Linked DNA regions of Mus musculus: regions 2 and 3 are each linked to region 1. A link is a loop called in an ENCODE intact Hi-C map of the cell type or tissue named here. Cell type or tissue: heart. All regions are shown on one strand.

Region 1 (8,000 bases):
TCAATTCTTTGGGGTGGGGTGTATGTCCCACGGTACAATTTTGGGGTGATTCCTTATTTACGATCATAGTGCTTTCCAAGAACCCACCCCACTGTTTCTCCACAACAGCCTCCTCTCATGCATGAATGGGCCGTACCCAGAGCTCTGATGTCCCCACATCCTGCATAACTCTCAACTTCCTACATTTGTTTTTTAAAGAAACGAAGGGTCTGTCTGCCACTTATAAATGTGGGTACAGCTCAGTGCAGAGTTGAAGGCATGGCTGTCTCTCCCTCCAGCTTCATATCTCAGTGGACCTTGGGGCAGAGAGCAGGGGACCTTCCCTTTCTCCATTTGTTCCTTTTCATTCACAGACCATGGGCAAGTGGGTTAGGGTAGTCTGACCTTTCCACCCCATTTGACCTCTTTAGAATCATCCTCACAGACACACCCCTTAGGTGACTCCGGATCCAGCATGTTGACGGTGGCCACCCCTGTGGTGATGAGGAAATATACCATTCTTTATCTTTCCTTTTTCTAGTAATATTTTAGTAAGTGGGCTAAGAAGTTTCTTTTCAATATTTTTGTTTCTTTTTTATTATTAGTTTTACTTTTAAAGTTAGTATACAAAATAATTGGTCTCTTTTCCTATTAAAATTTTTTTCTAAGAATTTGGCCATTCAGCTTCCTGGTTTTTATCATTAGTTTTGCGTTTGAAATTAGTATACAAAATAATTGGTCTTATATCCTATTTAAAAAAGAAAATAAAACACTTTTTAGGAGTTTGACTATTAAGCTTCCTGGTGGACATGAGACAAAGTCTCTCTGTGGTCTTAGTTTTCTTTTCTCTAATATGTCAGTGCTGAGTATTTCTGCATGTGCTTGTCGGCTGTATCTTGATTCATTTGCATTGTAGATGAATATGAACAGATCCTGTTGAATCATTCATCCTATTCTGTCCAAGTGAACCTGTGAGTATGGCAGGGCCTCTTCGCGTTTAGCTGGGGACAGAGGGACAATGGGAAGGTGTGGCTGTGTCTTCCTGAAACAGGAGGCTCTAAACAGAAGCTGGAAGAGTGCCCCACCTCTGTTGTCCACAGCTGCGTGGTGTGAGTTGGGCTTCTGGCTCTCAACTGCTGCTACACTCTCAGTCCAGCTGTCTGGCTCTGGCTCAGTGGCCGCGAACCTTGAGCCAGGTGACTCTGCTCCAGGGTCCTGATTCCTATCACTAGGTCCTTGGCTCTCTAAGCTTGTTTTCCATGCCTTTCTGGCTGGTGAGCAGGAGTGTAGCACTTAATATACCTGGCTTGGCTGGCATGGCCCTTGCTGCTCTACAAGGCTCCTCTCTGATACAATAGCTGATGCTACCCCTTCTCCACATGATGCTATCAGCCTCTGAGGTCTGCTCTGCAGGAATGGTCCTGACCCACTGTGCTGAGAAGCAGCCAGGGTACTTGTTTCAGCTTGTTTGACCTCACCTTGCACATTGACCTGGGCTAGGGAGAGACTTCGAGTGATGCTTCCTAGATTCTGGTGAATCCTGAAGTTAATTACAAAGCTCTTGTGTTGAGAGCCTAGGAAATATCTGTATAAACATAAGAACTTTGAGTTCCAGCTCAGAGTCCATGTAAAACCTGGATGGTGGTACGTGCCTCCAGTCTCTCATCCTAGCATTGGAGAAGCACAGACACGCGAACCTCTGGGGCTCACTCTCTGGTCAGACGGCCTAGCCTACGTGGTAAACTCTTCATCCCAGAGAGTTACTCTGTCTCAAAAAGCAAGTAGAGGACTCCTGAGGAATGACATCCAAAGTTGACTCCAAAAGCAGGCATACCTGCATACACATGTATGTGCACACACACACACACACACACACACACACACACACACACACACCTCACACGTGCACCCACAGTAAAAGTATTGACTCCTAGTGTTAAGCAACCTACATGTCAGTACCCTTTGGGAACACTGCCTCTGACTTAGTAATGCTGGGTCTGGAGATGAAGATGTCCAAGGGGCTAAATGGACAAAACCGAAATATGCCCCATGCCTTATGTCCACACAAGAACTCTGAGGCCTCAGGTGTTATTGTCCAAATGGGCTGTCACAGGCAGAGATCACCTATGTAAAGACAACTCAATGAGCCCCTGGGCACTGGTCTAAGGGCCTTGTTAACTGAAAACCTCAAGCTTTGACTCCCAGTACTTTCCAAGGATCAGGCATGCTCCCTAAGACCTGAATGTGCTGAGAGATTCTGGAGTGACAGCCTGGTAGCCCCAGGCCAGTGGTCTCTGTCATGATTAGTGTGTGGCCCTGGCTTGTGTCGAACTAAGCCTACACAGGACTCCACATGTAGCAGTGAGTTACATGGAAACTATCCTTCACCCTGGCTCATCCGGAGAGGAATGCAACCCTAATTTCTTAAGCTGAGTAGCCCATGTGTTTATGTATTTAACACCTCAAAACAGCAGGGAATAATTAGTGGTTTGAAAACACGTTAACAAAACTAAGAGCTTTTTCAACCTTCAGACTCATAATATATGTAACTGCACAGCAAGAAACCTGAAGAGGGAACAATGCCCTTTTGTGAGAGAGTTCCCCCTTCCCCCACCTTCTTACCCCTGGGATGACCATAGCTTAGTGGCCTGTCTCACTCATGCCTCCTGGGCAGGCTGATATTTAGACCTACGTGTGTTCAGGAGGATCAGAGGAGAGATGCTGGTTTTGACTAATTGCAACTGGGCTGGGTCCCCAAAATACATGATTTTACTGAATTTCGTGTGATACCCTGGCAAACCTATCTTCTTATTTGGAACCAAATATTTAAACAAATATTGCTATAGGCATTAAAATAGGCAGAAGCAAGATCAGGGGCATCTTTGGGGTATGTGTGGTGGGAGATACAAGTAAGATGTTGAATTCTGGATCCCAGCCAGGCAGTTCATCTCTTTTACACATTTATTGATCTCGAGTTTTTCCTCGAAGGTCAGCCAGGGCTTGGTGACAACTGATTTTCACACATTTCATGTGCTTTCCCACCCCGTGTCTTTGAGTCAGGAGGAATTAACTATTACCCTATTGAAACATGTTCTTTTGCTGGTGGATTTATGGAAGTAGGAATAAAAACCTCTGAATAATCTTCAGCTCTCTGCAAAAAATAAAAATATAAAAAAGGAAAGAAAGAAAAAGGCCGGGGGAGCTCTTTTAGCAAGGCTGTGGAAGCATTGTGGCCTGAGGGACTGGGGGAGGGAGGGAGGTCCTGTCTGCATTATTCATCTCCCTTGGGGAGAAAGGGTGCTGGATGCCAGGAGGAAACTGGTCTGTTTTTAAAGAAGTCAAAGGAAACATTGGATGGGCTTGATGAATCAGCAGAGTTCCTCTGTTTACTTTGCAGTAACCACGAAACGCCTGTAGGGGGAGTTTTCTTATTGCTGTTTCCAGAAACAGGCTACAGAAAACTCTTTGTGGATTTCTCCCCTTTCCTAACCGTTTGATTCAGTTCTTACTATGGTATTGAGGTGAGATAGATTTGCACCAAAGCACTTTTCTTACCTCCCGCTGCTTCTCAAGGCTGGCTGTGGCACAGAGAAGGTAGATAAGAGAGACACTAGTGGGTAGCAAGCTTTGCGGAGCGGAGGGGGAAGCTTGTGGAAGAACGGGGAATACTTTTTTTTTTAAATAGAAACTTCTTTTTATTTATTTATTTATTTATTTATTTATTTATTTATTATATGGAAGTACACTGTAGCTGTCTTCAGACACTCCAGAAGAGGGAGTCAGATCTCGTTTACGGATGGTTGTGAGCCACCATGTGGTTGCTGGGATTTGAACTCTGGACCTTCAGAAGAGCAGTCGGGTGCTCTTACCCACTGAGCCATCTCACCAGCCCCCGGGGAATACTTTTTAAAAACGTCTTGCATACCAGCAAGGCCTGGACTGGAGTGATGGGGCAAGGCTGAGGATGCGGATGAAGATGCAGATTCAAGATGGTTGTGAGAGCAAAACTGCTTAAAACCTTAGGGGCAGTCCCGCCCTACCCCCACGGATGCCTCTGTAAGTCCAGCTGCAAGAACCAAGAAAGACAGAGGGCAAGAAACTTGGCAAAGTCCTTGTGTGTGTGTGTGTGTGTGTGTGTGTGTGTGTGTGTGTGTGTGTGTGTGTGTGTTGAGGCTCTAGTCCCTTACTGAGAATGACCAGAAAGTAGAAGAGGGATGGAGAGAAGGGGTGGGTCCAGACTCTTGAGCTAGACACCTGTTCTTATTAATGAATCATACCCTGTGGTCTCATGGGCATCTGGGCTACCAGAGCTAGGGAACCCTTTCTACAGTACAGTACCGAGGAACAGAGAAGATGGCCCCACGAGTGAGCTCAAGTAGGAAGAACAAAGAGGAAAGGATGCGTGATGTTTGGTAAGTGGCTAAGAGGAAGTGGGAGAGGCCTAGGGTCTCAGATCTCCACTTGCATGGGATTACCAGGGACCACTGCCTGAGAGCAGCAGGAGAGTCCCTGGTCCTCCCAGGAGGTCTGTACAGCTGGTTCAACAGCCTGACCAAAGGCATGCTTGTCCTACTGGAAGCCTGGGACTACTTGCAGCCTGTCCCAGTGTGCTGAGTTCCAAGTAGACAACTTTAGTCCCTCCCTCTTGGTTGTGACTTAAGTCTTAGTTGCAATCCTAGAATCTGGGCAGGGCAGGTAACTTGGCATGTCAGAAGTGGCAAGTATGCATGCAGACCAGGAGAGGGGTGTTGAACACCCCCAGGGTAGGAGCCTAACAGAAAAGATGGCTTGGGGGAATATTTAATGACACCTGTCAATATTTTTAAAATGTGATATTTATTCCAAAGAACTTATTTTTATGGAGCTCTTTAGCAAAGGAAATTTAAAACAATGTTCACTATTGGAAAGGGTTGTTAGGAAGAGACAAATTAAAACACAAAAGCTAAAAGATTGATAGGGGACTGTTTAAAATAAAATATACCATACACATAAAACAGAACACGAGCAGCCTTTAGGGAAAGAGTGAGACCAGCCTCCCCAGGACAATCTGGGATGATCCCATAGGCTTTTATTAAGGGAAATCAAGCTGAAAGGAACATGTTTAATTTTATTTGTGGAAAAGTAAAGGATTTGCTTGTAGCTATAAAAATCGTCTGCAGATCATGGTGGCTTCTGGGAAATAAAACAAGGTAGGGAGTGGGAACAGGTCATGTTTGTTCACTGTGGTTTGGGGTCTTCATAATTTTTTTTTAAAAAAACCAACTGCCTATATTGACTTTGTAACTAAAAATGAGTTCCGTGATATTGTGGGGTTTGTCCTCAAGCCTAAGATTTCTTGGAATGCAGGCATTTCTCTTTCAGAAATCCATATCCCCCTAAGTTCACCCATGCGGCATGAAAGGGAAGCCTGGGGTAACGGGCTAGCCTGGAGCCAGCCCCAAGTTCTCCATCAGACACCTCACCTCCTTCATTGTCAATCAGCAGGCACAGCATCGCCTCTCTGTTTTTGAAGCTGAGAAAACACAGGAGCAAGCAAACCTGGGCAGACAGACGCAGGCAAGCACTGGCAGGCACTGGCAAGCATGGGCAAGCAGGTCGTCAGATGCTGTCCTCCAAGTGCTTGCCCCTGCCTCACCTTGGCTGTCCTTTCTCGATCTTTTCAGCAGCTGCCCATTGGGTTTTCCAGGAAGCCACCCACAGATTTTTTCCTCATAGCTGTTCTTCCTCAGCCTCTTCTGTCTCTTTTTCCTTCTGCACGGGGCTTTGGACTTGTTACTAGACTGCCCCTCCCCACCACACACACCCTTTCCTCTTCCTGTCCTTACCTGGCCAAGTGGCTTTGAGCATCAATTATAAGTAGTATCCCTCCCTTTTCCCCTTTCTTCTTTTCCTCCTCTCCCCTTTTACTTCCTTCTCCTTCTCTTCCTATTCCTCTACTCCTATCTTTCCTCTTTCCCTTTCTGTAGCTCTCTCCTTTCTCTTCTCTTCATCTCCACTCTCAGTCTGCCCATTAGATCAGCTTTTTTCATTTTTCCCCATTCCGATGACTCCTGAAACTTCACATTGAGGCAGAGCTAAAGAGCAGTGTAGAATGGCATCTGCCACCAACCCTGATGATACAGAGAAAGCAAGCCTGACTCAGTGAATGTCACACAAATAATGGGTCAACAGGGTAACTTACCAGAAAGAAAATGAATGCTGTAGAATGATCACCAGGGCAATTTTCAAGTAAGATACAATGATCCTAAGATGCATATAGTGAACACAAAAGGAAATAGAGGTATTTTTATAGATGTCCTTAATGACAGCCAGGGCATCCATACTCCGTGCCAGCAATCGATTGCCTGAGAAGACAGAGAATCCGTGCAAGCAGAGGCGCAGAGAAGCCATCAATCAACCTGACCAAATTGACACACAACACACTTCACTCCCCCAAGTGCTAGTACTCACTCCAAGGACACAAGAACATTCACCAAGAAACATCCGTGTCATAAATAAATTGGAAAGAGTTGATAAAAGGCAAAATTTATTCTCCAGCCCTCAAAGAATATATTATAAACAAATTCAGGGAAAATATTTGAAAGATGCTCAAATGCTTGGAATCTAGACAACAGGTTTCTCAAATTCAGTGGTTCAATGAGGAAGTCTCAAGGATAATTTGAAAATCTTTTGAGTTGAATAAACCTTAAAATACGACTTAAGAGACTATGGGATGCAGGTGAACAGTAGTTACAAGGAGTTAAGTAGTATTGATGATATCGGAGCAGAAGAATTCTCTCAAGTCTATAGTAACTTTTGTTTTGCACGTGTGTAATGTATTGTGTGAATGCACACGTGTATCTATGCTCATGCTCAAATATCTGTGCACGTGTGGAAGCCACAGTTGGCATATGTTACCTTCTATGATCACACTCCATTTTAGTTACTGACACAAGGTCTCTTGCTGCAGTCTAAACTCAGCAATTCCAGCCAGTTTAGCTAGGCATCTGGGCCTGGGGCTCCCCTGTTTCTGCCTTCTGAGTATGGCCACCACAATGGCCCTGTTCTTATGTGGGTACTAGGGATTTGAACTCAAGATCTCATGACAGTATAGCCAGTTCTTTACCCATGGAGCCATCTCCCCAGCCCAGCAACCATAATTTTAATAATTATTATTAATCAAAATTTTCTGCCTTAAAGAGGAACAAACCAAGGCCCTAGAAAGTCAAAGGAAGTGAAGGCTAACAATAAAAGTGGGCTGAATGTTTTCTGAAAAGGCTCCATTTCTAGATTACAGTGCTATCCTTAGAGAGACTCATGGCGTTGCTGAGCAGATGGCAGGCTTTGGACACACAAAGGAACTCACACAATATGTACTCACTGATAAGTGAATATTAGCCCAAAACTTAGGATACCCAAGATATAAGATACAATTTGCTAAACACATGATACTCAAGAAGAATGAAGACTGAAGTGTGGACACTTTGCCCCTTCTTAGAATTGGGAACAAAACACCCATGGAAGGAGTTACAGAGACAAAGTTTGGAGCTGTGACGAAAGGATGGACCATTTGGAGACTGCCATATCCAGGGATCCACCCCATAATCAGCTTCCAAACGCTGACACAATTGCATACACTAGCAAGAATTTGCTGAAAGGACCCAGATATAGTTGTCTCTTGTGAGACTATGCCAGGGCCTAGCAAACACAGAAGTGGATGCTCACAGTCAGCTAGTGGATGGATCCCAGGGCTCCCAATGGAGGAGTTAGAGAAAGTACCCAAGGAGCTAAAAGGATCTGCAACCTTATAGGTGGAACATTATGAACTAACCAGTACCCCAGAGCTCTTGACTCTAGCTGCATATGTATCAAAAGATGGCCTTGTCAGCCATCACTGGAAAGAGAGGCCCATTGGACACTCAAACTTTATATACCCCAGTACAGGGGAACGCCAGCGCCAAAAAAAAAAAAAAAATGGGAATGGGTGGGTAGGGAAGTGGGGGGGAGGGTATGGGGAACTTTTGGAATAGCATTGGAAATGT
Region 2 (8,000 bases), 140 kb after region 1:
CTGGGGAAGGGTCTGCCATTGACCATTTCTCTGCCTTTCATGTAGCCCCTCTCCTCCTGTAAATCCATTTCAAGGACATAACAAGAAATGTGGACCAAGATTAATGCACAAACATGCTGCTAGCTCTGTGATTTGCAATAGCAAAATATTGGCTCACCTAAGGTCCCACACTGAGGGAGTGAACTGATTTGTCCCCTATGGCCAACCCTCCATCTACCGGATCCTGAGCACAAAGCACTTTCAAGACCGTGGGAAACTCATGAATCATGAGAACAGGGCAGATCCAGGTTCCGAGGGACCTGAAGATTGTACAACTTGTGTGGCCTCGGAGAGGATAAAAATCACTGGTGGAGGGAGGGGCGGAATGTAGGCTGTGAGCTCCGAGGTTTAAGCTTCATTTGTTCCGTGGAGGCTAGCTTGGAATACTAAATTATGAAGTCTGACAAAAAGAACATATAAGAAAATGCTTGTGCAACAGAAAAGGGCGTGAGACAAAGACGCACATTAGGAGCTTTTGCTAACTGTCCTCACCTTGTTATGAATCATTAACTAAAACAGAAGCAACTTTTAAATGAAGCAAAGTCGGGCAAGACAAGAATGGGGAATTCAGAGAGAAAGGTGGGCAGAGAGAAGACATGGGGAGCTGGGTTTTAAAGATGCATAAGGCAAGCCTGGGGGCCAGTCACAGAACAGCAAGGGCTGAAAGAGAGATGGCTAGAGCAAGCTGAAGGTGGAGGGTGAGTGTATAGTGTCTAAGAGGATGTGGGAACAGGGCCACAGACAGTTCCTAATTAGATTCCAGAGGTCTGAGCTTTATCACAGTAAGGAGCCTGGCAGAGGGTTAGCCTGAGTGGGTCTTCATAGCTAACAAATTCTTAGACAGTGCAAGTCGAAATGTCCCTAGAGGTAGAGCTATTTGAAAGGACAGTGAAAATGAGAACTTGGTCCCTGGGGAAAGAAATATTTGAAGCAGACGAAATAAAACAATTCCAGATCAGGCAGGATTGATACCCCAGGCTAACCTAAGGAAGGCTTCAGGCCAGGAAGGGCTCTGAATATTTTGGGGGACAGTGGGATAGCGAGGTCTCAGGGATAGGGCCCTATGATAATGTAATCTGCTGCAGGTCCAGATCTAGGTGGGATATCTGACTTCCCCATGTCCAGAGCCTAGAGATATATATCGTTAAAGAAGTTAAAAATTTGGCACATCAAACTCTACAGGGGCAGAGAAGGCACTGGCCACCCCTCACAGAGGAAGCAATCCATCTATGCCATCCCGAGGTAACAATCAACTGGTGACTGAAGAGTCAGATAAAATAAAAATTCTTGCAACCAATGTATACGTGTACTGAATCTTGGGAGAGAAGTAGATTTTTCTACCCAGGAAGTTCTTACCTATGGAATGATGGTGGTCTCCTTTTATGTGTATGCATGTGGGAGTGTATTTCCGTGTGTGTGTGTGTGTGTGTGTGTGTGTGTGTGTGTGTGTGTGTGTGTGTTCATGGGCATTTATGTGTATTCAGGTGAGTGTGCAAAGATGTGCTTGTGCATGGAGGTCATAGGTCAATCCTGGGGGATATTCCTAAGGAGCAGCCTGCCATGGTTTTGAGACAGGATTTGCACTTGGAAATGGGGCTTGCTGATGTAGCTAGACTGGCTGGCTATGAAGCCCCGGTGAACCACCTGTCTCCATGTCCCCAGCTTTGGGCTTCTGAACATGCAACACCGGAGTTGGCTTTTTATGTAGGTGCTGGGGATTGAAGTGTGTTGTTCACGCTTGTGCAGTAAGGACAGCCCCACCCCTCCATTCTTCTTGTCTGTAAATCTAACAGGTTGCTAGATTCTTTTCTCTGCAGCTTTTTCCAAGTTTAAAAACCGAAGCTTTGGTAGAAAAACACTTGGCAAGTGCCCACACACCTGCACTCTGGCTTATGTCTGGATCACAGGAGCTATATACATGAGTCAGAAAATTACAAGAAGATGAGAAAAGTCTCATCTTCAGGGAAATAAATCCCCTCATCACTTATCCCCAATGAAATCTAATTATTTTGACTTTCCTGTAATCGTTTCTACTCAAGAAGTAAAAAATAGGAAAATAATTTAATTTTATTGGCAAAATTTACTAGATTAATACAACTAAGAATGTCACATAAAATGTTAGCATTAAATATTAAAATATATTAATAAAATGCTAGATTACTAAAGCCTAATATTTAATATAATGCATTAATTGGAAGAACTATGTCAGTTTAAATATTAAACATAAAATGGAAGTTGCCAGTGGGCTGTGCAGAGCGGGATAACAGCAATCGTCAGCTTGTGGCTCTGCTCAGTAAAGTCATGGAGGGGCCTTTCCAGCTGGTCCTACAGACACCGGTGGTATAGGCAAAAGCTTGAATCAAAAGTCTGTTTTCTAAGAAATGGAAAGAACTGAAGCCAGAAAGTCACAGAGAGGCCAGGCAGTGGGAAGCAGTGTTCACCTCTTTCTGTCTGCCACAGGGAGGAAGAGTTATAGAGCCCAAACAATGGAGTTTTGGGTCACAGAGAAAGACTTTAGAGAATTTGTAGTTCATCCACTACCTCACAAAAAGGGCAACGGAAAATCTACTACCCCTTGTTCTCTGCACCCTTTCAGCGCTCAGGCTAGACCCTCCCTTTACCACACCTTGGAGGGAATCCAAGGGCAAGGGAGAGCAAGGCAGAAGCCAAGAATTGCAACTCCAAGGTCAGAGAGCCTTTGCTGGAGAACTGCATGTGAGACCTAGCTAGAAAAGGCCCCATCCCCACCCCTGCACACAATCCCTGCCCCTCCGAGGTCCAGAGTGCTGGCCCTCACTACTTATGAATACCAAGAGGGCTGCACATGCTTATACCAACCCTGGGGCCAGTTGCTATTCTTGCAGGAGAGCAGTGTATGAAAGCAGCCTGTAGAGGAAAGAGTCCTGGGGAAACAGATGAGTCTCCTTAGGCTGCTGAGTCATGGAGCCGGTGGCTCCTCTAACTATCGTAGTCCTGTTAGAAGCTGTTTGGCACAGAACCAGCTTCTGTGTACCCTGCCCTTTCTTTGGTGCTGGCCCTGTCCTGGTGCCCAGTGGTGAAGGGACAGGCCTTTCCTGCTCGTTCTGAAATCCCAGCTGGAAAAATGTGGGTCTCAACTGGTTGCATAGACCACTTTGCTCTGCGCTTTTTTCCTGTTACCCGTGGGTGTATAGGCGATATTGTGTCTTTGTGGAAAATACACACATACTCTATACTTATGCACACAGGTGGACACAAACAAATACGCCGCACATATATGCACAAATACACATGAATACACACATACACGCACAAGCACAGACAGGCCTATGTATACCACGTATACACACCTACACATAAACACACACTTACAAACATATATACACACCATACATATATGCAGGTACACACATAAACACACACACTCAAACATTCACACATACCAGCAGACACACACACATTACACATGAATATACATGCACACATATACACATACATACAAATGTGCATTCATGCATATACATGCACATACACACACACTAGAGATGCACACATAAACACACATTCAGACAGGCCGAGCATATGGTCAATACAGATGCAGAGTAGCTGTTCTCCACCTCCACCCTAGGTGGCGCTGGATGGTATTCAGCGATGTTTGGTCTGCTCAGACTGGATTTGTACTGGCACCCAGTGGGTGGAGGCCAGAAATGGCCTCAAGCATCTAATAAGGCACAAGACAGCTCTGCACAAACATTCTTCAGCCCCTACCCCAACGGCAAAAACCTCCAGGGCTAAGAATCTTGGTTTCTATGTGTAAACACTTTTAAAAAATATTTTTAAAACACTCATTTTGAATCCTCAAAGCTGGTAAGATGTGAATGTGAAATAGAATTGCCCAGGCTTGCTTACAATGTAGCCCAGGTTGGCCTCCAAGTCATGAACTTCCTGCCTCAGCCTTCTATGTGCTGGAATTATATGTGTGATCTACCATGCTAAGCAGGATGACTGAATTTTAATATAAAAAATTAGGACTCTAGCATTGGTCTACTAGAGCTTCTGTCTCCTAGAAGTCTTACGATCATTTATTTTCTCAATTTCTAGAGGCTGCAAGACTACAATCAAAAGTATATTATCTGTACTTCCCCTCCTCCCGTGTACAGATGATGTATCCTTACTCTTTCCTGTGTCTTAACAAGGGCTTTGTGGTGTGTGTGTGCATGAGCATACATGTATATTAGCATTTGACGACTACAATGTTCTGTAATAGTAAATCCTACTGGTGATTGGATTAGAACTACTTTAATGGCTTCATTTTTCTTTATTTACTTCTCTAAAAACCTTCTCTTCAAACATAGTCACACTCAGGGGTACTGAAAGCAAGGACTTCACATCATGGATTGTGGAAGAACAGCACATTGTCCATAATAGTAAGTGACATTAGGAGAATAAATAATAGAAGGGAAAACTCAGATTAGGAGGCTTGGCTATAGTGGCTACTCAATGATGAGCAAAGGTGATGGGTAGGTGGGAGAAGGGATATGGATATGGAGAATAATGGGCAAATACAGAGAAGGATGGGAAGTGGAGGGAGAAATGAATACAGGGACAGAGGAATAAGGGTGCATAGAGAAAAGGAGGGATGAGCAGAGGAGGGGAGTGGGAGACAAGGAAATGATTGGAGGGAGGGATTGGTGAAGGGAAGAATGGATAGAGAGATAGTGAGAAAGATAAACATGGAGGGATGAAAGAAGCAGATAAAGGGAGGAGTGGGTAACAAGAGGGAGAGAAAGTCAGACAGGAAATGATGCAAAGAGGAACTGAGGAGAGGATTGTGGAGAGAGGTGAAGGGATGTATGTATGTATTGATGGATGGATAGATGGAAGATGGATGGATGATGCATGGATGGATAGATGGATAGATGTATGTATGGGTGGGTGGATGGATGGATGGATGGATGGATGGATGGATGGATGAATGAATGAACGAATGGGTAGATGTATGGATGGGTAGATGGATGGAAGGATGGATGGGTGGATGAATGGATGGATGGATGGATGGATGGATGGATGGAGGAAGGTATAGAACATTTGCTGTGGGGATAAGAAATGTAAGGCAAAGGGATGTTACAACCAGTAAAGTGCTGTGCAAAGATCCTCAAGACACTGGTCCACGAAGAAGTGATAGACTAGGATATCTTTATCACTTAGACATGATGAGGCCAAGACTACCTCTGTGTACTTTTTCCTGTGTGTACATGTGTATGTACAATCTTTCAAAGGAGATGCCATGCAAAGCACAAGTGCGTCAAACATTTTCCGAAGGTCACTGCTCTACAAATGATGCACCAACAACAACCCTCAATCCTCAAATACACTGGAACCATTTCCCTGAGGAAAACACCAATATGGTGAAGCAGAATTCAGGTCGGCTGGCAGCTCTCCTGGGAGCTGGCACGCTTGGCTTGTATTCAGCTCACCTTGTCCTCCCTAGTGCAGGCTGTGACTGAGTTCTGAAGCGGGAAGGCAAGGAGCACTCCATGGCAACTGATCTAAGTGACTGAGCTCCCAAGCGACCACAGGAGAGACCTGAAAAGTGAAGAACACCAATAGGCCTTAGAACTCAAAATAGATTAATAGAAAAACTTGCCCTGAGTTTTTCAAAGGTATATTTTTTAAAGATGAATTTTAAGAAGATTTATTTTTAAGAAGCATATTGACATGTCAGTGACTGAACAAACACTTCAGGTGACAGGCTCAGTACGCTTACAGCTTGAATAAAATAAACTAAAGGGGATCACACACCTTGAAGATTCCCTCACCTACAGGCATTGCTATGCAGGGCAACTGTCACAGTTTGTTCTTCACACGGTTGTCCTTGGTGTACAAGGCCAATAATGTGAGCTTTAATGCTGCCAGCCCAACATTTACGACAGATGTGAAAAATTGTATTTAAATTAGAAATGCTAAAATTAATATTTATTGACTCCATGTTTCATTATCATTAGAAATTAGTTTGTTCTTGGTAAACAGTTTATAGCATGATATAAATACATTCCATTGACCTATTAACTGGCCTAATATATTATGGAATTATTGACAGTGGCAGTAAAATTTACTAACAGCCATTAAACCTTTTAACATACTTGATATGCCTGTCTCTATAATACCCACGAATTAGGTGTGGGTGTGTTTTTTAAGATAATCTGCTGCTGATATTAAATTCTTCCAAGATTTTAATATATTGTCTTAGTTTATGGATCATAAAATAAGCCTGGAGCTTACAAAAATTTACATGACAATTTTTTTTTTAGAAAAGCGCATGTAAATTTTAGTACAGTGTGAATGATATAAAGTACTCAAACACATAAAAAAAAGTTTCACAAACTGCACTAAAAGGGTAGTTAAGGTCTAATTTTAACAAAATCCATAGTCTGGCCAGGTAGGCAAGACTGAATGAAAGACTTATGTAGTTCCTGTGACCACTGCAAAATCAGCAAAGCAAAGGAGGAACATAGCTGGTGTCCAGTCCAGCTCCACACCAGAGCCAACCCTGGGTCACCAAACACATTTCTGGAGACTCAAAGCTGGAGCTAGGACTTCCACAGCACAAACATTATACAGATCACTCTCTTTCCAACAGAAGTCATGCCAAAGGGTTTTTTGTTTGAATCATGTAGAGTCATGTAGAGAAAGATGTGAAGAACCGTAAATAATGTAAATAAGCTTATACAGAACCATGTGGAAAGTCGTGTAAAGAGCTGTGCTGAGAACTACATGGGGAACTATATAAAGAGTAGTATGGGGGAGTCATGTAAAAAACTATATGGAAAAAAAAACCATCCTGCAGAACCATGTGGGGAACAATTAAGATGGGCTCCCCCAGGAGGTGAGTGTGGACACTGGATACTTGTGTCTACACAGATAGGGCCTGCAGGCTCCTTTGACTCTGTGCCTGTGGGGTACCATGGACTGAGATATGTCCCAAGCTCTAGACAACAGACTCCTTCAAGGTCACTGACTACCCCTGTGAGGTTCAAATATGCCAACCAAGCTGTCAGCCCACCTCTCAGGGTCAGAATCAAGTGTCTGATTCAGCTGCTGGGACAGTGCCAACTAGAAGGATCAAGAGAACAAATGTGCAGTCCCTTACAGTTCTGAGGCTGGAGTTCACAACTGCGAGTGGTCTGGGCTTTACCCCTCAGAGGTCTCAGGGACCAATTTTTCCATCCCTCTGTTTGCTTCCCTGCTACAGATCATGATGGTAGGATTGCACCATGATGCAGCCACATGGAACCCCACTAGATGGAGCTCAGACCAGGAGCTTCTAGAAGGAAATATGGGAGTGAACTCTGCAGGGGCATTGAACACTATTCAATGGCTCATGGTGGTAAAGGTGCCATATGAACTGGGCCTCCTTTCTTCCTGACAGGGAATGGTGTGAACTAAGACACTGAGAAAGGTACAGGTCTGGCTTTGTAGAACGTGGAACATACCTGAAGGGAACAAACAGTCTTTTAGATCTCTGCCCAGGCTGAGGTAAGGAGTGGGGTGGTCCATGAAACAACTTCCAGGTCACCACAGCGAGGCCCAGAGGCTACTCCAGCTAGTGTCTTCCACGGTTTTGATCACCTGGGGCATAAGGACAAACTTCCTGGAGCTGATGACATATTGGGCCAGACTATTAATTAAGTACCAATACTTTCCTGGTCTTTGTCCCTCACTGATGCCACACAGTTGCCACTGAGATTACAAAGCTTTCATAATGAACATCTGTGGGTTTATCTTCCTTACCCTTGGCTGCCAAAGTGCTTTATCTTCCCAAGTGCTTTCTTCTTTTCCTGTACACACACACACACACACACACACACACACACACACACACACACACACAGTAAGGAGGTAATGTGTTGATTTGTTCCAATACTGGAACTCTTTGAGGTTGATAGTCACCACAGAACAGTGGCTTATGCATGCAGTCAGGA
Region 3 (8,000 bases), 320 kb before region 1:
CATGTTGCCTAGGCAAAGCTCCCCTTGTTAGTTGTGATCCAGTCTCTTGAAGGAGTTTCCTGCCAGGTCCTCACTGGCTCTTGGTTAAGGGCAGCAGGTAAGGAGCTCATGAATGGTGAACACTGGAGTTATAATGACACTATTGAGTGTCAAGTGCCTTGGAGGGCTACAACATATTCCCCAGACTGCTCTTTTATTATCGATTATACCGTGCCTGCTCAGACCAGTGTTCATAGGAACAGGATGAGGCCCCATGGGAGTCGGTCCCACTTTTGTCAAAGCTGGAGGGGCCCACTCCTGGTAAACTCTATGTATGTCTAGTGGAGGGTTCTGGATGGCCACATGCAAAGGTTTCTTGGCTCTTCAGGAAGCCTGGAGGGGAACAGAAGCCTGTCTGCAGATGTACTAGCAGACCGTCTCTCTGCCACATCCTACTCCTCCCTCTTGAGGGGGTAGCCTTCATTCTCTGAACACTTCTCTCCCCTAACAGCCTACCTTCCTTCGAAGGTTGAACTCTCTCCTTTCTATGTTTCCTTTACAGTGGTATAAGATGCTTTTTGGTCCAAGTTCGGGGCTGCTGAGACTGGTGAGGGCCTTGAGGAAGCAACAGGGTCTCTGCTGCAGGCTATATTCCAGAGGGAAAAATTGGAACACTTGAGAGCCAGAATAAAACATGAACGTAAAATGCAAGAGAGGGGAAATTTCCAGGGAGCGTTTGCCTACTCTCACGCTAATAGAGCGAGACAAGCAGGCTGTTGTTGGGTTCCAGGCACTCAGGAGCAGGCTCCCAACCTCCGGGGGAGGCAGGCTGGAGAACGTGGCCCTCCAGGTGTGAGAAGGCAAATTTGGAACCCATGCCACGCTCTCTTTAGAGCCAAGGTGGAAGCCTGCAGCTTCCTCTACGCAACTAACAAACTGGGACAGGAAGCAGGCTGGGAAGAAGGAAGGCTGCAAGGGGAAGCTGACGCCAGGGGTCCACCATGTGGGGGCAGCAGCTCTGAAGATTCCCAAGGAGGAGGCTCTTGGCAACTGAGGTGCCAGCACAGGCGGTGTGCCTGCTCACAAGCATGCCGCACATCTTACAGTATAATGAAGGAAAAAAAAAATCCCATTTTAATATCAGTCCGAAGTTTCCCTGTACACCCTTTCATATTTAAATTTATCTCCAGAAAATTATCCAACACAGTTAAGACGCGGGTGAAAGAAACTGATAAAAGCGCAGAAATCACAGCCGGGGTGGAACAACCCTTAGAAACATCACAGTATGTGGGTGATTTTCTGAGCGGATGAAACGGGGCTTACAGTTTATGCTGGGAGTGTTTGAGCTAAATTAAGTCATGAGGGGAGATAACACAATGCACAATCATTTTAAGGTAATTGAATCATGAAAACTAAAAATTTGGAAGAAAACAGATATTTTACTTAATAGAAACCATCTGTACCGTACAGTAGGCAAATTGTGTAAAAATGAATAAAAGTGTCTCTGGAGGAGAGTGGCTCGGGCGCCGGAGTCTGTAATGAAGATGTATATGGGCCTTTTAGCGCTCGCATTGTCTATTAGAGGAGGTAAATCGCAGCAGCGGATAAGGGAAACAGTTACAAATTTTATTACCATCATCTGACTGATGACAAATGTCGCAATAGAAATAACACATAGGAGATGGGTCTGTTCCCCAGCCCTAGCACCTTCCGCTTCGTACCCATCATCACCAGAAATCTTTATTGAGCAAGGGTCACCAAGACCCCTTTGTCTAGTTACTATTGGTTTAGTGGCTGCTACCCACGAGGACTATCTTTTAACGTGTTTAGGCTCTGAGTGTGCCGTTTGATTTGATTTGACTCCACTGGGGAGGCAGCTAATTTAAACATTTCTGGAGTGGCTTTTGTGCCCGACTTTTGGCTGCAGGGACGCGGGCGGTTGATCTCCAAAGTGTTTCTTTGCTCGAGTTGACCCGCATCAAAATGCATTTATTTGACAGGATACTTTTGTTCTGGAAGCTGGCCTGACTCACTCAGTCTCCGTAGCTGAAGGTCGAGTGGCCACATTTTTTTTCAAAACAGGCACTTACTTGTTCCTAATCTGCAAATTAACGAAATAGTCACAACTGCTAATGATTCAGGATCAGGCCTGAAATACAGAGGGCTTGAGTAATAATCAGCTTTTTAAATTAAGTTGGTGACAACCACTATTAGCGGCTGTGATTTAATAATCCCAATAAATGTGCACATTTTTTAAAAAAGGGGGCTCTTTGTAATTTTTGTCCCAGCATTTGCAACTGAATCTTTTAATGAAGGGAACACAACAGTTTTATGTTATAGACGATGCCATAATTGGGAAATCAAAGCTCCTTCAGACACCTAGAGCCCGAAGCAGGAACCGAACACCGAAGGATGCCCGAAGCAGGAACCGGTGAAATCAAGTTTCTAGTTGTGTGTGTTCCGATGATAACTCAGACCAGGAAGAGAATCTGATTCCTTTTGGATCTTATGCATTTTGGGGCAATAAGAAACAGATCCCATTAGCAAATATGTAAAGGCCTCCCTTAAGAGTTAGACTCGGGCAAATTTAGAACAAATGAGATGTAATTTTTCTATCTTACAGGCTTGCCTGTTTTACCTAATATTATCATAATGAATTGGCTTCAGCAACTGAAGGTGGGGAAAGAGAGGCGTGCCTGGTAAGGAGGGGGCGAGTGCAGCAGAGGCCTGATCTCCCCTGCTGCCCTGACCTTGTGCCCTTTCCTGACCTCAGTCTGAACGCCTGGGGAAGTCACCTCATCCCCACAGAGCAACCCTGCCTAGCAAAGACAAGCTGTGAGGAGAGAGAACCATGTGGACCCCCACCATAGACCATGGCTCATGGCACCTTTGCCCCCTCTTCCTGCCTCTGTCTCCCCATTGCCAGCAGCACTTCTTTTAGTGGTCAATTGAAATTTTATGGCTACGTTATTTAAAAAACACCATAGAAGAGCTGAATGAGGGAAGGATGATGGAAAGGCTGCTTGTCTTTTACCATAATTACTCTTGATAGCAATTTGAACTAATTTGCATTAAAACACCCATTTAGCCAAGCTGCTGAAGATGGGGACTTAGTGTGTGTAGTTTGTAAGACCTCAAGACGCCTCCCGATCTGTGTTGAGTTTAAACTACAGAGCCCTGCAAGACACTGCTCCATACCTTTTTCTGCCAGGCCAAAGCTTGCCCTCAGTAACCCTAGTGGCATGCTGGGTTGCATGGCAAAGGGCACACCTTCCTCATAGCTGCACTGTGCAAGCCTGGAGAGTCAGAGACAGAGAGGGTGGCTTAAAGACCCAGGTTCCTTCCCTTCTTGGGGTGATCTTCATGTCCCTTCTCTTCACTCCCCTGAGGCTGTTTATCTTCAAAGCACAAAAGATACCAACAAAACACTTGCAGCTTTGCCCTCTCTAGATCTTCTATTCATATGTGTGTGTGTAAGTGTGTACTTCTCTTACACAGTGATGGGCTTTGAGGTGTGACACTGCCACACAACTCCTTGGCTAGTAGCTATGCCCTGTCACTTAGGCCAGGCTGTGCGAGTTGGGAAGGGCTGGCTCTGTGTTTATGAAGATGGTACAGCTGTCTCCCTGTCTGTCTGTGTTTTCTGTGTGTATGTCTGCATTTGGTTTCTCAATGCTGCCCCTGGATTTTATTTCAGAAAGAGAAAACAGAAGAAGATTTAAGCCTGATGAAGTACTGAGGACCATTTGGACCCTCTGCTGTCTTCTTTACTTTGTTCTTTGCTGCAAATATCTTCTGTTTCTGCCCCCACCCCCACCCCCGCCATATTTGAAGATGTTTGAATCTAAAAATCAAGAGGAAATGAGTTAAAACTCAAAGCAGGCATTTCTGCGAGTCTGGCAGTGAAGTCAGGGGGAAGGATATCCAGTGGGTGGAAGACCTAACTTTGAATTCTGTAAACACTGCCCCCACCCTAGTCTCTCCCTATGAAGAACCTGATACCCATGGGGACAGTACACTTAGGGACAGTGGCTTTTTCCTTTATTTGTGTCAGTTTCCCAAATGTGCACATCCTCTGAATCCATAGAACATGCACACGTGCTCCTGAACAGACAGAATAATTTCTGAAATTAGATGCTACAGCTGCAATTAGCCAAAGGCAAGTACAGTAGCTCCCCCCTCTCTTCTTGTCTTCTACAGTCCTTCCCATCTCTCTTCCCTCGCCCCCTTCTTCTCCTCTCACGCCTTTGCCCTTTCGCCTTTTTTACATCTCTCTCTTCCTTTCTCATAAATAAGTACCTTTTGGATTTTTAGGCCCTGCCTCTCACAGTCCCCTCCTGCCCACCTACCTGCAGGCTGCACAGAACACAGCATCAAAGGGTCAGGACCACCAACAAGGTGTCACGGAGAAGGTGACTCAGGATGCAGGGCAGGTGCCAGACTGCTCAAATAAGCATCACCCCCCCAACAGGTTCTCGGGACTGAGACCCTTCTGGTAGCTGGGGATCCTACAGAGGTCAAGAAGCCCCGGGTTAGAGGAAGAAAAGGGGAGAAAGGCAGCGGGCAGATAGCTCCTGCTGCATCCCACTGGGAACCGGGTGCGTTGACAACTCTCAAGCACAAGATGGCACCCTTAAGCTTTCAAAGGAGTCAGGCTCCTCAGGAAACATGACACTACCCTGGCCAGCTGCCTCCTTCTAGGGAGACTGGAGAGGTCCCTTTCCAGTACCCACCAGGCCAGGGGTCTGCTTCACTCTTCTTAAGGCTATGCAGCTGCACAGAGGCCCACCAAGCAGAACCCCTCCTGCCAACCCAGGTAGTTTCTCGTGTGGGCTTTGCAAGTCTGTTATGGCTGGACTCCCAGGCTTTGTTTCCCAAGTTGGAATAAAGGAACTGCACCGGGAAGGGGGCTTTGAGAAACAGAATACCATGCTGGCAGAGGCCCCTGTTGTCCAGGACATGCCACCAGGCTGATGGATGGCTCTATCATTATTTACCAAATTGTGGCCCAGAGCCACACTGGCAAAGGCTTATCAAGGTGGGGGTCTCTGGGCATGTAGAAAGTCCCCTGGGTCTTCTCCCACCGGGCTGACACCCTGAGCACACAAGAGCTCTTCTGTGGGAGAGAAGCTGTTTTTCTGGATCCCATGTTTCCCTTGACTGTGATTAGCTACCTGTCTGCCTGTGAGTCCCAGAGGACAGGGACCTGCCAGGGCCAGATGCCCATCATTGATGGGCAAGCGCTGGCTTACTGCACAGGCAAGGGAGTCAGATTGGCCCTGGAGATCAGCTCTGGGACTTGGGAAGTGGAAAGAAAGGGTTGAAAGTGTTCTGTAGGAGCCAGGCCAGGAAGTGTGGTGGGAGTAGATGTGAACGTGTGCTGTGAAGATGAAGTGGCTTGGGCAGGTGCTCATGCCGGCCAACTGAAGACAGTAACAGACCCAATGCTGCCTCTGTGAGAGGACCGCAGGGATGGACTTATGCCTCCCATGGAGGGGAGCACTCTCACAGAACACTAGAACCCATAGGTCACAGCAGGGTTGAAGCCTTTTTGTTTGTTTCTCTGTGCACACACAGATATGAGCATGTTAACCCATGTGTGTATATATTGTGTGTATATATATATCCGAAAAGCATCACCAGCAGCTCTCTATCGGGGAACAATGTGGATTTAGAACTCCATAGAGCTGGGTTCTCATTTGGTTGTACCACTTCTATGCAGGTGACTCTTAATGGTCACTTGGCCTCTGTGACCTTATTGGTCAATGGGATGAAAGTGGCCCCTCCATTTACAGTAGACCAGAAAGCTGTTAGGTGGGACTTTGCAATTGCTGGGTATCCCTGTGAACCTTGTTGTTTTCCAGCTCATACCTCCTGGTCACCTTGTCACCCTGATATGGAATCCCATCTCCAGTCTCCTCCCATCAGCAGCTGTTTTAGAGAATATCGGTATGCATTGCTGGACTCCAAACCCACGTGGGCCACCTTATATGCTCTGTCCATGAGTGCAGGAGTCGGAGATGTGATGGAGGGCAGGATTGCTGCTCTTTCTTCTGTGCCTGTGGGGAACCCCGACTCACTTTCCAGCCCTTGCTTTACCTTTTCCATTTCTTGTGTGCTGCATACCTGTGTGGGCAGGTTTTTCGTGTGTGGGGGCATACCTGTGTAGCTGCACACATATGCACATATATGTGGAAGTAAGGCTGGTGTTGGGAGCCATCCTCTATTGATCTTCTACCTTAATCACTGAAGCAGGGTCTCTCAAACCTAGAGCCCGTTAAGATGGCTCGTTTTAGCCAGCTTAGTCTGGGGAATCTACGGTCCCTACCTTTTGAGGCAAGAATTACAGGAGGCACACCACACTCATCCAGCATTTACGTGTGTCTGGACACCCAAATGTTGGTCCTTACACTTGCCGAGCAAGTGCTTAGTCACAGAGTCCTCCCTCCTGCATCAGTTGTTCTTGAAGTAAGGTTCACCTACATATGGCTTCTGACTTGAGCAATTGTCACTTAGTCAAAGACTTGCTTGAGGGTCTAGATACATCTATAGAAGAATGCTCTGTCAGAGGGTGAACCCATGAGAACCCAAGGGCATGGCTAATAATCCAGTAGTAATTGGCCTGGACAGTAACACGGAAGCTGCTGAAGGTGTTGACCATCCCCTCCACATACACCCTCCTGGGTACTCAGGGTAAGAACAAAGCTTGTCTTTAGGTTGGGAATAAAATCCAAGGAATTAAAAATCTGTGCATATTAACCCAAAGAAAATACACTTACCTTCCAATATACGATGATGGGATTCGAACAAAAACCTTTTCTTCCCGGGCAAAGAATGTTATGCTCAGTGAGTGGTTGGCTGGGTGGACCTTGGCAGTCTTTTCTGTTCTGAATATAAAGGGCACCATGTGCTGGGAAGCAACCTAGGTCTCTCTGCCATTGCTCATTGGTCACCTTTTACAGAGGGCTGTAGTATAGAGCAGTGGTTCTCAACTTTCCTAATGCTGTGGTCCTTCATGTTGTGGTGACTCTCCAGCCATAAAATCATCTCGGTGTTCTTTCATAAGTGTAATGTTGCTACTGTTATGAAGTGTAATTAAATATGAGATATGTAGGATATCTGATATGCAACCCTGGTGAAAGGGTCCTTCGACCTCCAAAGGGGTCGCAACCCATATTTTGGGCGGGAGGTATGGGGGACTTTTGGGATAGCTTTCTAAATGTAATTGAGGAAAATACATAATAATAAAAAATTTTTTAAAAAAGAGAAAACTGTTGGTCTAGACCCACATGTACGTGTCCTATTCTTTATGAGCTCAAGGACAGCAGGAAATAGTGGAGCTGTGGGGAGATGGTGACACCAGCACCTGCCTCCCTGCTCTATCCACACAATCTTGGTACAGCCCTGATGAGTGTGACCAGCCACCCTTGCCTCAGAGCTCTGAGCTACATCCCTACCAGCTTTCTGTGGTGACAAGCTTCATGTCCCCAGCCTGGGTTACCATAGTAAAGACAACTCTCAGGAGACACAGGTCTTGTCCTGCTTCCCAGTGCATGAGCAAAGTTGTGCCTGGAGCTTCCATTCTCTAACTTGGCAAGAAGCTCTATGATTCAAGCGACTAGGGCAGTGCGAGCCTTAATACTTAAACTTCTCTCATGAATCTCTCTCTGTAAAGAGCACTTATGGATGCGTGGCAGCTTCAAGGTCTGGATTATGCTGATGGTGCCTCTGTCCTTGGAGAGTTTTGTAAAGACATAGTCACCGATGTAAGAAAGGTTGGGGACATCATTGAGGAGGTTCTGATTCCCATTCTCCGCTAAGAAACTCTTTGACAGAAATATCTTGTCAGTTTACATAGATGGGGTGGGGGAGATCATTCACTGTGGACATACTAAGGGTTCCAGCATGGCATCTGCGCTCAGGGAATTCGAACAGTTTTTAGAAGACAGCGCATTTCAGGGTTGTCTGTGGGAATCACTATTTGGTTGGTAAGGAGATCAGAGAGACAGTGGTAGGAGCTG

The links. Hi-C counts contacts between places; a loop is a spot of excess contacts. Peaks named below come from ENCODE experiments on the same cell type or tissue, not always from the same donor. Only the 100,000 strongest peaks of a DNase experiment are listed, where the experiment ranks them.
Region 2: a loop joins it to region 1, with 2.4 times the contacts of the local background. A loop is called at or near these places in 6 of 42 quality-filtered maps.
Region 3: it touches region 1 in a loop (4-fold over the local background); 13 of 42 quality-filtered maps call a loop at or near these places.

The regions. Positions count from the first base shown.
Region 1 is chr7:136,149,309-136,157,308 of GRCm38, forward strand. Gm36675 (a long non-coding RNA gene) reads left to right here and starts at 3,850. Exons shown (of 3, transcript XR_378573.2): 1 at 3,850-4,035; 2 at 4,288-4,391. In heart, CTCF peaks have their summits at 3,393 and 3,592; DNase peaks (open chromatin) are centred at 1,063 and 3,283.
Region 2 is chr7:136,290,994-136,298,993 of GRCm38, forward strand. The region is part of intron 3 of C030029H02Rik (RIKEN cDNA C030029H02 gene); the gene reads left to right. Among named protein-coding and RNA genes, the nearest start is that of C030029H02Rik, 27 kb to the left of the region's middle. In heart, CTCF peaks have their summits at 3,649 and 7,316 (motif pointing right); no DNase peak of the experiment used is centred here.
Region 3 is chr7:135,832,623-135,840,622 of GRCm38, forward strand. No RefSeq gene overlaps it. Among named protein-coding and RNA genes, the nearest start is that of 6330420H09Rik, 17 kb to the right of the region's middle. In heart, a CTCF peak has its summit at 4,592 (motif pointing right); a DNase peak (open chromatin) is centred at 4,629; H3K27ac peaks cover 873 bases; H3K27me3 peaks cover 2,912 bases.